2 separate regions of the Mus musculus genome follow, and region 2 is linked to region 1. The links are chromatin contacts, found by Hi-C or POLR2A ChIA-PET in ENCODE. All regions are on one chromosome and are shown on one strand. Each heading gives the region's core, a stretch centred on a gene start or an enhancer-like site at or near the end of the contact. The rest is flanking DNA. Distances are from core to core; before and after follow the strand shown.

Region 1 (5,858 bases), core at 2,487-4,986:
GCCGGATTGCAGATGCAATATTGACATGCCGTAGCTAAAGAGAACTTCAGCTTTAACTCTTGGAGAAATGGGGTTGTTTGAAAATTGGGGTGAATGAGCTTTGCGTGATTTCATAGAACACAATTATTAATAGGATGGTGTCAATTATAGAGTTATAAAAAGCCCAGTGCACTATGCATCTTAATTTTACCTGTCCTGCTTGGAAATAGAACTTAACAGAGTCGAGCCACTCGGAGTCCTTCTCAGTCAGCCTATGTGCCAGATTCCAGGGCAGCCCTACCTGCTTGTTCTGACTGCAAACATGGGCTTTAGGATCAGATTCAAAGCACAAAAAGGGACCGCTCTTTTGAAGCAAGGTTTGCTGTAAGACCTTCTTGGCCTGCATTTCCTTGGTCTCTCCATAGGGTCAGTGGGAGTCTCTGTTCTTGGCTGAGGGTATGCTGCTCTTGAAAGCGTGAAAACATGACAGGCAACAACAACCTAACTCCTCTCTCACCTGGGATGCTCTGACACTTTCTTTCTCTTCTGCTTGATTATGTAAGGCTATCCCTGACACCCACTGAATGTGGGTTTGGTCTGCTTAAAGACTCAGCTCACCCAGGCTGTTAAACTCATTTTATACTGAGGTCCCTGGCACCTAATGCATGGGACAGCGGCAGCTCAGAATTCTGGAAAATGGGGCACGCTTGGGAGGGAACATGTTATGAAGGTTGTAATTTGACCTTTGAGTCAACCTCGGAGCAAAACTTAAATATTATTGGAAGCCTCAAGGTAGGTTTCCACCCCCCTCTTGCACCCAGAACTGCAAACCAGTCAGAATCTATTTGAGGTTAAGCTGGCAGATGTGTCTATCCTTAGCGCCTTTGCTCAGAAATAAAATTCATCACTTGAAATAAAGGTAATTTATATTTAATGCCACCCCATCAATCACTCAGTATAATATTCTAGTCCATGTCCTTTTAAGTAGTTGAATCAAAAACAGTTTTCTCCCCCCACCCCCACGCAGTGAGAAAGATTAAATATTGCTAGCCTTCCTAGCCAAGGAGCACTGGAAATGGAAACAACAGCAAAGAAACAACAACAAAAACACTGTGACAACTTCTCAGCCTTTGATTAAACCACACCAAGAGGCATGCTACAAAGGTAACCAGCAGCATTATGTCAATTATCCTAAATCCTGCTTTCCCTTAAGCTCACGGTGACCTGTTTTAGTGTCCTGAAACTTATTATCCTTTGAAAGCTTACTCGCAATAACAAGTGGAATGTAAAGACAACCCCCCCCAAATGACTGACTTTTAGAAAACAAGTTTATTTCTTAACTTTTTATTGACATTGGCAAATTAAAATAGAATAAATTAACAAGTATTTTCTCAAAAAAATGTTTTGTACAAAAATACTGTCAAAATTTCCTAAAAAGCTTTCAACACAGTAGTATCTTTTCATGTACTGAATATAACTATTAGCACAGTGTCAAAAATGTTGAAGACAGAAACAAAATAAAAATCTGTGAAATGTTTGCCACTGACGACATTCCACACCCTATTATTGTCTGTACATATGGGGGAGGGGAGACAGCCAACTTGAAAGTGAACGGTATGACTTTTCCTGATCCAGAACGGTTTGGCCCACATGTTTAATCTTCCAGTTTAGCATATTTGAAAACTTAAGTCTGTACTCGAATGCATAGTTAAAAAAAATGAAGCGAGATGGCAGTTTGTGCAGTAATATCTGCCCTTCAAAGATCATGCAGCCAACAAATGCAATGTTTCCTTTCACTCATGAATCTGAACGCAGCGCAGTCATTTGAAACCATCTACAAAATCCACAAGATTAAGCAGTTTGCCAAGCTTAATATCTAACAGTTGAGCACGGGAGAAAGTGAGGAAATAAAGGAGTAAAAACAAACAACAAAAAAGACCAAGTTAGCTAGATATTTCAACTACATAAGGGAGGTGAATGTCAAGGCTACAAAAAACGAAACAAGAATAGGAAAAAGTGGCAGCAATCTTTTTTTTTTTTAAACCAATTTGTACAAGTTTATAGTTTACTTTGTTTCCAGGTTCTCAACCCTTTCAGGATCTGAAAAGCGAGATACTGCGTCTAAGGGAATGTTTGTTTTTTTGTTTTTTTTTTAATTCACACCGAAGAAGTTGGGGGTGGGGGTGGGGTGGGGAGGGTGATTTCTTTCCGCCTGCGAGGTTAACCGAGTCAACAGCTGACTCTGCTGGGCTGCTGCTTGCACACGAAGTCCGTCATAAAATCAAACTCATTTTGGCCCAGCCAGAGTTCGGGCAGCTCCTTGATGCGGTCCAAACCCATTTCTATCACTAAGGACATAAGCACTTCCTCGTCGATGAAATCAGTGTCTATGACATTGGGCGGCAGCATTGCCGCGGGGACGTGAGCCACCGAGGCGGGCATGGTGCTGCCACCGCCGCTGCCGCCCGCGCTGCTGCCACCCGCGCCGCCCGAGGTGCCGCCGGAGCCGCCGGGGGTGCCGCTGCCACCCGCACCGCCAGGGGTGCTGCTGCCTCCGCTGTGCTTGGGGTTGCAATCTCGGAAGTGCTGGTTTGTCCCGTTCATCTGGTGGCCTGCAGTGGGGTGCAAATCCGGCATGTAGTGGTTGTGGGGGTAGGGGTGATGGTTGAAATACTGGTTGTTGAGCTTCTGCAGCTGCATGCTGGCCGGCAGGGAGCCTCCCTGGCTGGCCACCGGGGGACCCATGAACTGGGAGTTGTTAAACCTGGCGGCCGGGGCCAGAGCGCTCGGGGGGTGCCCCCCGTTCACAGTCCCCGGCCCCATGGCGTGCCTGATGCCGCTCGTGGCATTCATGTTGCCCGCGCCGTAGTGTATGTGCTCGCCCATGAGGGCGTTGAAGGCGTGCTGGGGCTGCTGCTGCTGGTGATGATGCGGGCTCGGGAACTGCCCCATGCCCATGCGGTGGGCAGGGTGGTGGTGCAGCCCGTTGGTGCCGTCGGGGAAGCGCCCGTGGTTCATGGCCATCATATGGTCTGCCATTTCCAGTCCTGAAAGCGAAACGAGCAGACGCTGAGACCCGCGCCACACGTGTCGCCCACCAGAGCGCACCCCACTTCTGTAGCCCCCCGTACCCGCGAGCACGTCTCAAGCTGCAGACCACCACCCCCGAGAGAGCCCACCAGCAGCCCGTGCACCCGAGCTCGCTACCTCGGCGGACCTGCTGCCTGCCGGACCCGCACAGCCTGGCGCTGAGCGACCTGCCCCTTCCCCTAGGATCCGGGAAAGTGTGGCGGGGGGAGGGGGACCGGAGCCCACACCCCCCTGGGTTCCCTGAAGTGGCCTAATAAAGGAAGTGCCCCGGAGCCGGGCCGCGAACTTCAGGCATTCAATCAGCCCTCCTCACCCTGTGGTTGCACATCCTGTTGTTATTCCCCAGCTCCGCCTCACGCTTGTCCCCGGAGCCAGCCCTGCCCTCGGAGGACTAGGCTGGCAGCAGCCCTGGCTAGCTTCGCCCGCCGCGCTCACCTTCCGTCTTTGCGATTTCTGCTCGGAACACCGAAGGCGGGCTCGTCGAGTCCAGGACCGGCTCAGCAGCACATAGAGGGACAGCCGATGGGCTGTGAGGCGCTCGCCGGTGCGAGGTTGGCGCCGAGGTCTTGCAGCAGCCGCTGGAGCAAATTCCGAGCCGTTCCCTTTTCTTTTCCTCCGCTGCCCTAGCCGCTCCGCAAGACCGCCAGGCAGCTGCCAACAATGAGCTGTGTTTCTCCGGGCTTTGGCCACTGTTAATATAAGGATCTCAGGAAGGGCGGAGCGACAGCCTCCCCGGCGGCAAGCGCAAACACACGGATCCCGGAACATCAGCACCCTGGATCGGGTCCTCTGCCGCGTCCGCGAGTCCGCGCTGCACGTGCGCAGCGGCTGCGCGCCCCGGCGCCGCCCAGCAGGTCTCCGGACCGAAGTGGCTTTCTGGCTCCCAAAGGCGAGGTTGTGCCTGCCACCTCAGGGACACGGAGCTAGTCCTCCCGGCCACCCAGTGCACGGAAGCATCTACAGGAGAGGAGCAAGGAGCACTCCCCACCTCCTTCTGGCTAGATCTCCCCACCCCCAGCTCGCTCACCCGGCTTACCTAGTGATCTGCCCTGCCCTCTACAGGAAAAAGGGGTTCGCTCAGCCTCCCTGCCCTGCAGAGTTTTCTTAGGTGCCAAACTCTTCCCAACCTACGAAGAATGGCTATGCTTTCCCGAGTTAGATTTTTAAAGCCCTGGGCCGATCGTGTCCTGTCCTCTGAGCGCGCTTTCCTGAGCCGCGCCTTTGTGTTTGTGTTTGTGGTTTTGTTTTTTTTTATATACAGGCAGCACGTACACCTAACTGAGGTATTTTTCTTAGTGTGGATGCACCCTTTAACTCCCCACCCCTCACCCCCGCTCCGCACCTCCACTCTTTTCAAGGACAGGGGTTGGGGGCGGGGAGCGGCAGCGGCTGCAGGTGGACCGAGCGCGCTCACAGGCCGGGGCGGCTCCACTCCCGGGGTTCTGGAATCCGCTCCGCACTTTACGGCCTGCTCCACGCTCCGGGAGTACGTGTGCTTCTGCTAAGTTTGCGTTTGCAGCTCTTGGTAGCTTTGGCATCCGAGCTGAGGCGTCCCTGCTCTGTAAACAAACTCAGCGATCCTCGTCCCCAGATCCACCTTTTTGCACATACACAGTTACTTGCTTCTGCTGTTGCCCTTGATCCAGGAGGTGGGGGTGTGTGCAAACTTGCACAGCCTCCCTCCGGGCTCTTGCCTGACGGTTTGGGGTTGATTTAGAAGCAAACGGGTTTGTAATTAAGAAATTCGAGGGCTGAGTAAGGCTGCTGCTGCTGCAAAAGGAAAACAGATAGATAGCTTGGTAATCGCTTTGTAAATAAAGTCGTTTTGGAAGTGGGCACGTAGCAGCACGTCCTGTATGGCACAGTGCGCGCACACACGGCTACTAGTCTTCCTTTTCAGTGAAATTGTTCAGTGGAGCAATAGGCGGTGATAATAATAACCTTGCTTGCAGAACGAAGCACAACGAGCCCGATCGCCCATTTGGCTCATTGACTTGCAAATAAAACCCCTAACACTGGTCTGGGCCACTATCCAGTCCTAGCTCTCTTGCTTTGCGAGTTATTTTTCCTACACCAGGATGAGGCTGTTTGGAGCGTGTATCTCTCTCTTTAAGTGGTGAAATCGAGTTTAGCGCTCCGAATAAGGACTTCTGAGTACGGTTGTTTCTTCATAACTCGATGTCCATGGACGACTTCCTGCTGTAAAGAGCCAGTACCCCTCCCCCATCTCGTTTCTTTTTCACCCTTCTAGCTAACAGTCTCTCTCTCTCTCTCTCTCTCTCTCTCTCTCTCTCTCTCTCTCTCTCTCTCTCTCTCTCCTGTATTTCTTGAGAACTGGAAATTCTGATACATTGCCTGCCCCATTCAGTAATTTTTTTTTTTTTGGCATTACTCCTATGTCTTCCCCAAGTTGGTCCCTTTTCAAGCACCCCAAACAACAAAACCTTCTCTCTTCCTGTCTACCCTTTTTCCAGACTGTCAAGCATTTATAACCCTGTATGCAAATGATTTTGAAACCTCAAGAATGTTTACTTTTTGGAGAAGTGAGCAAGAGATACATGGCTTTCAGTTCTAACAATTCTCTCTTTTGTCCAACTCCTAGTTTGGCCTGTATGTCATGAACATGACGCTGAAAAAACCAAGAGGTTTTGACGGAGATCAGAAGGGACGTTTCCTATCAAAAACCTGCATTCCAAAATCTTGGCCAAGCCAAGATAATTTTTTTGAATAGATTATTTACTTCCCTTTCCTATCGTGCAGTCTTGCGACACAAGGAACAGCTTTCGAAC
Region 2 (5,858 bases), core at 1,736-4,235, 710 kb after region 1:
AACCCCACATGTAGAGATGATAGAATCTTCTATCAATCTGAATTAGGCAAAATTCTGTAGTTTAACCAGGTAACATTTTCATGGATGTAAACAAATATATTACAGATAATGAGTTGAAGAAATAGGTATGAAATTGGATTTAAAGCCTTAATTTAAACAAAATATGTTCCCTAGTTTATATCCAATCAATACACATGGCATATGAAATTTCATAAAATATGATACAGTACATTGCTTCCTCCATATAGCAGTCAGTATTTTTATAAGTGTGGAGTATTACTGGATGATAAATATAATTAAGTAGAGCAAAAGCATGTGAATTAAAGCCATGAAGATTGTTTTTTCCTTATGAAATTACAGGCTTGCCAGTGAGCTTGTAGCCATTAATACTATGCTAGCAGAGAAACATATTAGCCCCCAAGGGATAGATTCTTATTATCAGATATGGATTTTGTGGGCTTTAAATTATGAAGAAAAAAATGTTGTATTTGTCTTTGAAAGCAAGGGGAGAAAATGGTAAACAAACAATTAATGTTAACTTACAATATAAGGGTGTTTGCTTTCGTACAGTTTGCTCTATAGTTAAAGCTACTCTCTACATTGCATGCACAATTTCATGCAAATTGGACTTAATTTACTACATGCTTTGCCTCTTCAATTAAATAAAATGAGAGGATGATTTTTAACTTTAGAAGAGTGAGAATTCAATGTGGTTAGAATGTTTTACCTCTAAATTTTCTGTAAGTAGCTCATATACCCAGATGTTTATTTGAAATAATTAATTTAACCAGGGTGCTGGGAGCTTAGCATGGCCTGGGATGCTTCAGTGGTTGCCTTGAGGCGCCGATGCACTCACAACAAACAAGAGCATGTGAACATGGCCAGCACTGCTTTTAGTTATCTTCACAGAACACCTTTTTATGTCCATTTTCTTTTCCTTTCCTCTGTCCGAACTGACTAGTCTTCAAAAACTGAATTATTGCTTAACACACATAAGGCAAAGTCTCTGATAATGAGGTGGATTCATTTCTTACAGCTTATGCAAAAAGCGATCACAAACTGAGTGACTTAAAACAATAAAACTCTGTTATCTCTCTGTATTTGAGGCTAGGTGAAGTCAAGAAATTGACAGTACTTTTGTTTGAAACCAGAAAAAGCAATTCCACTTTACCACTTCCTGGTTGCAATGGTTGGTAAGGACTTTGGTGTTTCTTGCCTTTCAAATTTAATGCTCTTTAAAATCTAGTTCCCAGATACATCTTCTTTCCTTCTTTCCTTCCCTTTTTTTTTTGTTCTTTCTTTAAGGTGGTTTCTTTCTTTTGTACCATAAACTTGCCTCGTTCTCTGACCATTCCTTCACCCCTAGCCTCCTGAGATTTTCTGTGGTGGCATTCCTGACTCCTGAGCAGAGACTGCAGTCGTGAGCTACCATGCCCTGCTCAACAGCAGTATTCCAAACTCTGTCTCCACCATGTTCTGTCCTCTTACACCCATGTCCAAGTCTATGTCTTCAAATAAGGACATTATGCATAGTAGATTGAATGCTGTCTTTATTCTACTACGATTATATCAGCAGCAGCAACCTGGTATTAGCCCTTTTGTGTCACTGAGACCAAAATCTATGACCAAAACAACTTAAAGGTTACAAGGTTTTGCTTATGTTTCAGTGTGTTATAGCAAGGAATCTCAAAACCTCTGATTCACACCGTCTGCTCTTGGGGGAAGCAGAAGCACTGATGGGGGAGAAGATAGTAAGCATAAAAGCTTTGGAAAATGGTTTGAGTACAATCTGTAAAGGCTGAACCCTAATAACTTACATCTGCAAGCTGAGCCCCAGCTCCTAACGTCCCACAGCTATCCAAATATTCTGACAAGCTGGACTGAACAGTCACAACATAGCCTGTGAGAGCTATTTCATATGTAAAGTATGGAACAACAAACAGCAGCAACAGCAACAACATACGCAAACCTCTGTCTTTCAAAAAATGTCACTTTTACAATGCATGGGAATTTTGCTTTTCAGTATATCTTGAGGGGATTGGCATATAACTTATCATATGACAAGATATTTATGTTCTTGTGCAATTATTTCTATTTAGTTGTCTTCATTATCCATTCATGATTGGAGAATGGGAGTTTTGAGTATTCAATTTCTTCTATGCAGCATGCACTTCACACATATTTCTTAAATTAATTTCAAAAGATTTATAAATAGAAAGTATTATTCCAGTATTACTAGGAATGAATTTGAAGTTTAAAGACAGGATTTTTTTTTTCAAGATTTACTTGCCCTGGTCTGGAGATGTGTCACAGAAGTAGAGTTGTTACCTGGTTATCTGGCATATGCAAGCCTAGTTTGAGCCCTAGTACTGGCCTCCAAACTGAAAATTTACTTGTTCTCTAGGTCTTAGCTCTCATCCTTCCACATTAAGGAGGCCATCTTGAGAATTCAGACAAGAATTGGAATTCTACTATTTCTTTATTCAATCATCTGATTAGTGTTCAGATTTTGATTTAGACTATAAACTTCATAAGATTGGGCCCAGGTAGTTGCATCCCTGGGCACAAAGGCATGTGATAATATTGGTGTAATACATGTTGTAACAAGTCACATTCATCATTGATTAACGATTGCTATGAAAAATTCCCATCCAAAGCCTATTCCTACTGCACTCCTTGTTATTGACAAATATTCATTAGTCTCTTACCTTCCATTCAAGATATTAATATGAATAAGACCCATCCTTGCCCTCAGGGAGTTCCAAGTTTAGTGGAGGAAGAAAGAGACAAGTAGGAAGAAGACAGAAAGACTGATCTCCCGAGGACAGGGGTGGCTAGAGATTGTATTTGCATCACATCAAAAGCCAGCAAGGCAAGATGGAATCACTGGCAGACTTAAAAACAGACCCATTGGGGACACAGCCATATAGCTAGAAACTGGGACAAAGGAACAAATCGTTGGCAGAAGAGGCATCATCTTTGGGATAGCTTTGCTGCATTATACAAGCCTTTTCTCATAGAACTCCTGTGTGAGCCACATCCTCTCCTCATACTCGGTATGAGTACATCCCACACACTTCTGACTCAGCTCATATAAAGCAGCTTTTTTCTAGTGTCTAGAATTTTGCAAGTATAGAAAGGCTCTCTTCGGGGGTCATAAGTTCCTAATCCTTTAGTGATATTCAACTGTCATATGTAAATGTCTGTTTCAAGACTTTCAAGTCCTGTTTTGATGCTGTGACACACATAGGAAAGGAGGATATCTTAATGATACACTGAAGTAACTGCCAGGAGTCTTCTGTCTCAGGCATGACTTGTCCATAGCCTCCATCGTCACTAAATGCCTTTTCGTGTGTCATGTCTTTTAGTGTGCACCTGTGTGTGTAGGGTTGCTGTCATCTATGTTAGAGTATGTGTAAGCCAAAGGTTGGCATGAGAATGCCCTCTTCAGTCATACTTCACTTATTCATTTATTTGAAACAGTGTCTCTCATTGAACCTGGATTTTTTTTTTTTTTTTTTTTTTTTTTTTTTTTTGCTAGACTGAGTACTAGTGAGTCCCTACAATGTTTCTGTCTCTATGCTTTCAGTACAAAGGCTAAAGATGTGTACTGCTGTGCTTTGTTTTTTACACTGGATTCAGGGGATTTGAACTCACATTCTCATGCCTAAGAATACAATTTACCACTCAGTAATCTCCCTAACCTGACTTCCCTAATGCTTTGATGATGTATGCAAAACATTCTAGAATGAAGAATTAGATCTTTCTGTAGTATTATCTATGAGAGGAGAGTAACATATATCCTTTAATCCTTTAAAGACAAGATTCAAAGCACATCTCTTAAAAACTTTTTATTGTACTTATTGGTGTGTGTGTGTGTGTGTGTGTGTGTGTGTGTGTGTGTGTACTCCAGGACATTCTTCTCCCAGATGAGTTCTTTGTATCAAACACAGGCCATCAATCCCCAAACACTCCTACCTATGTAACATTGCATGGATCAGAGGATGAGTCATTTTAATACTTTAATCTTTGGCATCATGTCAGAGATACACCCAATTTCTCTGTAAAAATAGTTTCTAGGTACAGATATTATTCTACTTGTTTCTTTCTTTCTGTTAATTGTGTATTAAAAAACTAGCCATTTATTATCACCTCTTCCACACCCTGCAGTTGTGAGTTGGATTGGGCACTTAATGTTGCTCAGAACTCTGGTCCTGATGCACAGGGCAAGGTCTGAACCTATTGTGTGAATTCTATGGCTCATGGCTTTATAACTCTTAGGACTCTGTAACCAATCAGATCATTTCAAACAGAAATGGCTACATAGATCCCTGTAAATCCTAGAAGTCCAAAGAGAATAAATGACTAATTTGTACAGAGTTAGGTGTGGAAGATTTTGTGGAAGAAGCCCTAGATGTCCTGAAATATGTGTGTGAGACACTAAATGGTATGGACGGAAAGTTGGGTGTATTTGAGAAGCACCTGCTAGTAACAATATATATATATACACACACATATATAAACAAATATATATATACACATATATATACATATATATATACATACACACACACACACACACACACACACACATATATATATATATATATATATATACACACACACACACATATATATATCATACTAAAGGCTTTGGAAGTGTAAATAATACCCTTTTGCTTCTCACCCTCCTTGTTGGTTGTTTATTGCTTCTTAGGAACAACTATGTCATGTTTGGATGTGGTTTGGGTTGACAGATATTATTCTACTTGTTTTGAGGTGCTACTGGCAGCTATGGAGTAGAGGTCTGGTAGTCTATTAAAGGTTCTTCCAGGCACAGAACAATCCATAACAACAAACACTTAAACTTTCATGTCCTCAGTGACAAGATTTAAAGACATTAGACGGTAGAAATATATGGGGATATCACAGAAAATAAAGCTACAAATTAGTAAAGCTGTTTTATACATATTAATATTAGGCACTTAATTAAGCCAAAGAAAGCTAATGATATTTTTATGCAGAGATGTGACAGAAGCAGAATAGGGCCCTTAGAAGCTTAAGCTAGTACCTGAATAAAGGCCTTCTGAAACAGGATTAGAAAGGGCTGTTTGGAAACCACATTAAAGGTTTAGATAAGATAATGAGGTCTTACACAGATTTATGCTTCTTCAGTATTACCAAGCTCAGAGACTGGCAACAACAGGAGGCATTTGTTTTTGTCTTGAAAGTTTGAAGGTTAAATTCTTCTGTCTCTTTGATTCAGCTCACATGCATCTTGGAGGAAAATACCACAAGTCTTGACTTTTTGTCCATAAATGCTTGGAATGCCCCTGAGGTTTCTTCAGCATTTCATATCACTTGTTTTCGTCAGTGAGTGGAGCCTTTAAAAACATGACTCGCAATGACTAACTACTCTGTAGCCTCAGTAAAGGAATTTCTTATTGCACCATATTTGGGAGTAGGATGAGTAGAGGGAGGGAGAGGGAGGGAGAGGGAGCCGCCAGAGAGGGGGAGGAGAAAGGAGAGGGGCAGAGAGAAAAACATCAAATCACAACAGTTTCTGAATTTCTCTTGTTTCTTTGTTTTTGGAATACTTGCATGATGAAGATATGTGAAAAATGGATCAATGGAATCTCTAAGTTGGAAGGTTATCTAGTCTGGACTCCTCCCATATGCTCTGATTAGTGTGCAAAATCAAAATATTAAATGGAATGGCTGATGACTTTTGTCTTAAAGATCTCTAGTGTTTGGACAGATGCCTGCTTAGTCAGTCTGGGCTCACTCGTGCAATGGGTTCTAATATTTGAAGACACTGGCCATTTGACAAAAGCATACTTCAAAGGTCCTTGCTAACT

Evidence for each region. A loop is a pair of places that touch in the nucleus more often than their neighbours do. ChIA-PET counts read pairs that join two places held with the same protein, here RNA polymerase II (POLR2A).
Region 2: a loop to region 1 is called in a map of left cerebral cortex, with 3 times the contacts of the local background. The contact joins the enhancer-like site here to the promoter of Cited2 in region 1. A Hi-C loop is called at or near these places in 4 of 37 maps with a recorded cell type or tissue (Patski, T-helper 2 cell, adrenal gland and 1 more). POLR2A ChIA-PET finds 5 or more read pairs at or near these places in 1 of 5 experiments (Patski).

Annotation. Positions count from the first base shown.
Region 1 is chr10:17,721,106-17,726,963 of GRCm38, reverse strand. Cited2 (Cbp/p300-interacting transactivator, with Glu/Asp-rich carboxy-terminal domain, 2) reads right to left here and starts at 3,736. Exons shown (of 2, transcript NM_010828.3): 1 at 3,505-3,736; 2 at 1,290-3,026. The coding sequence starts at 3,018. The coding sequence ends at 2,209.
Region 2 is chr10:17,012,200-17,018,057 of GRCm38, reverse strand. The region is part of intron 1 of Gm20125 (predicted gene, 20125); the gene reads left to right. Among named protein-coding and RNA genes, the nearest start is that of Gm20125, 81 kb to the left of the region's middle. Within about 2 kb of position 2,985, at least 1 of the 3 ENCODE cell types and tissues checked has a DNase peak (open chromatin) inside an H3K27ac peak, as active enhancers do; it is left cerebral cortex, where a contact is called at or near this core.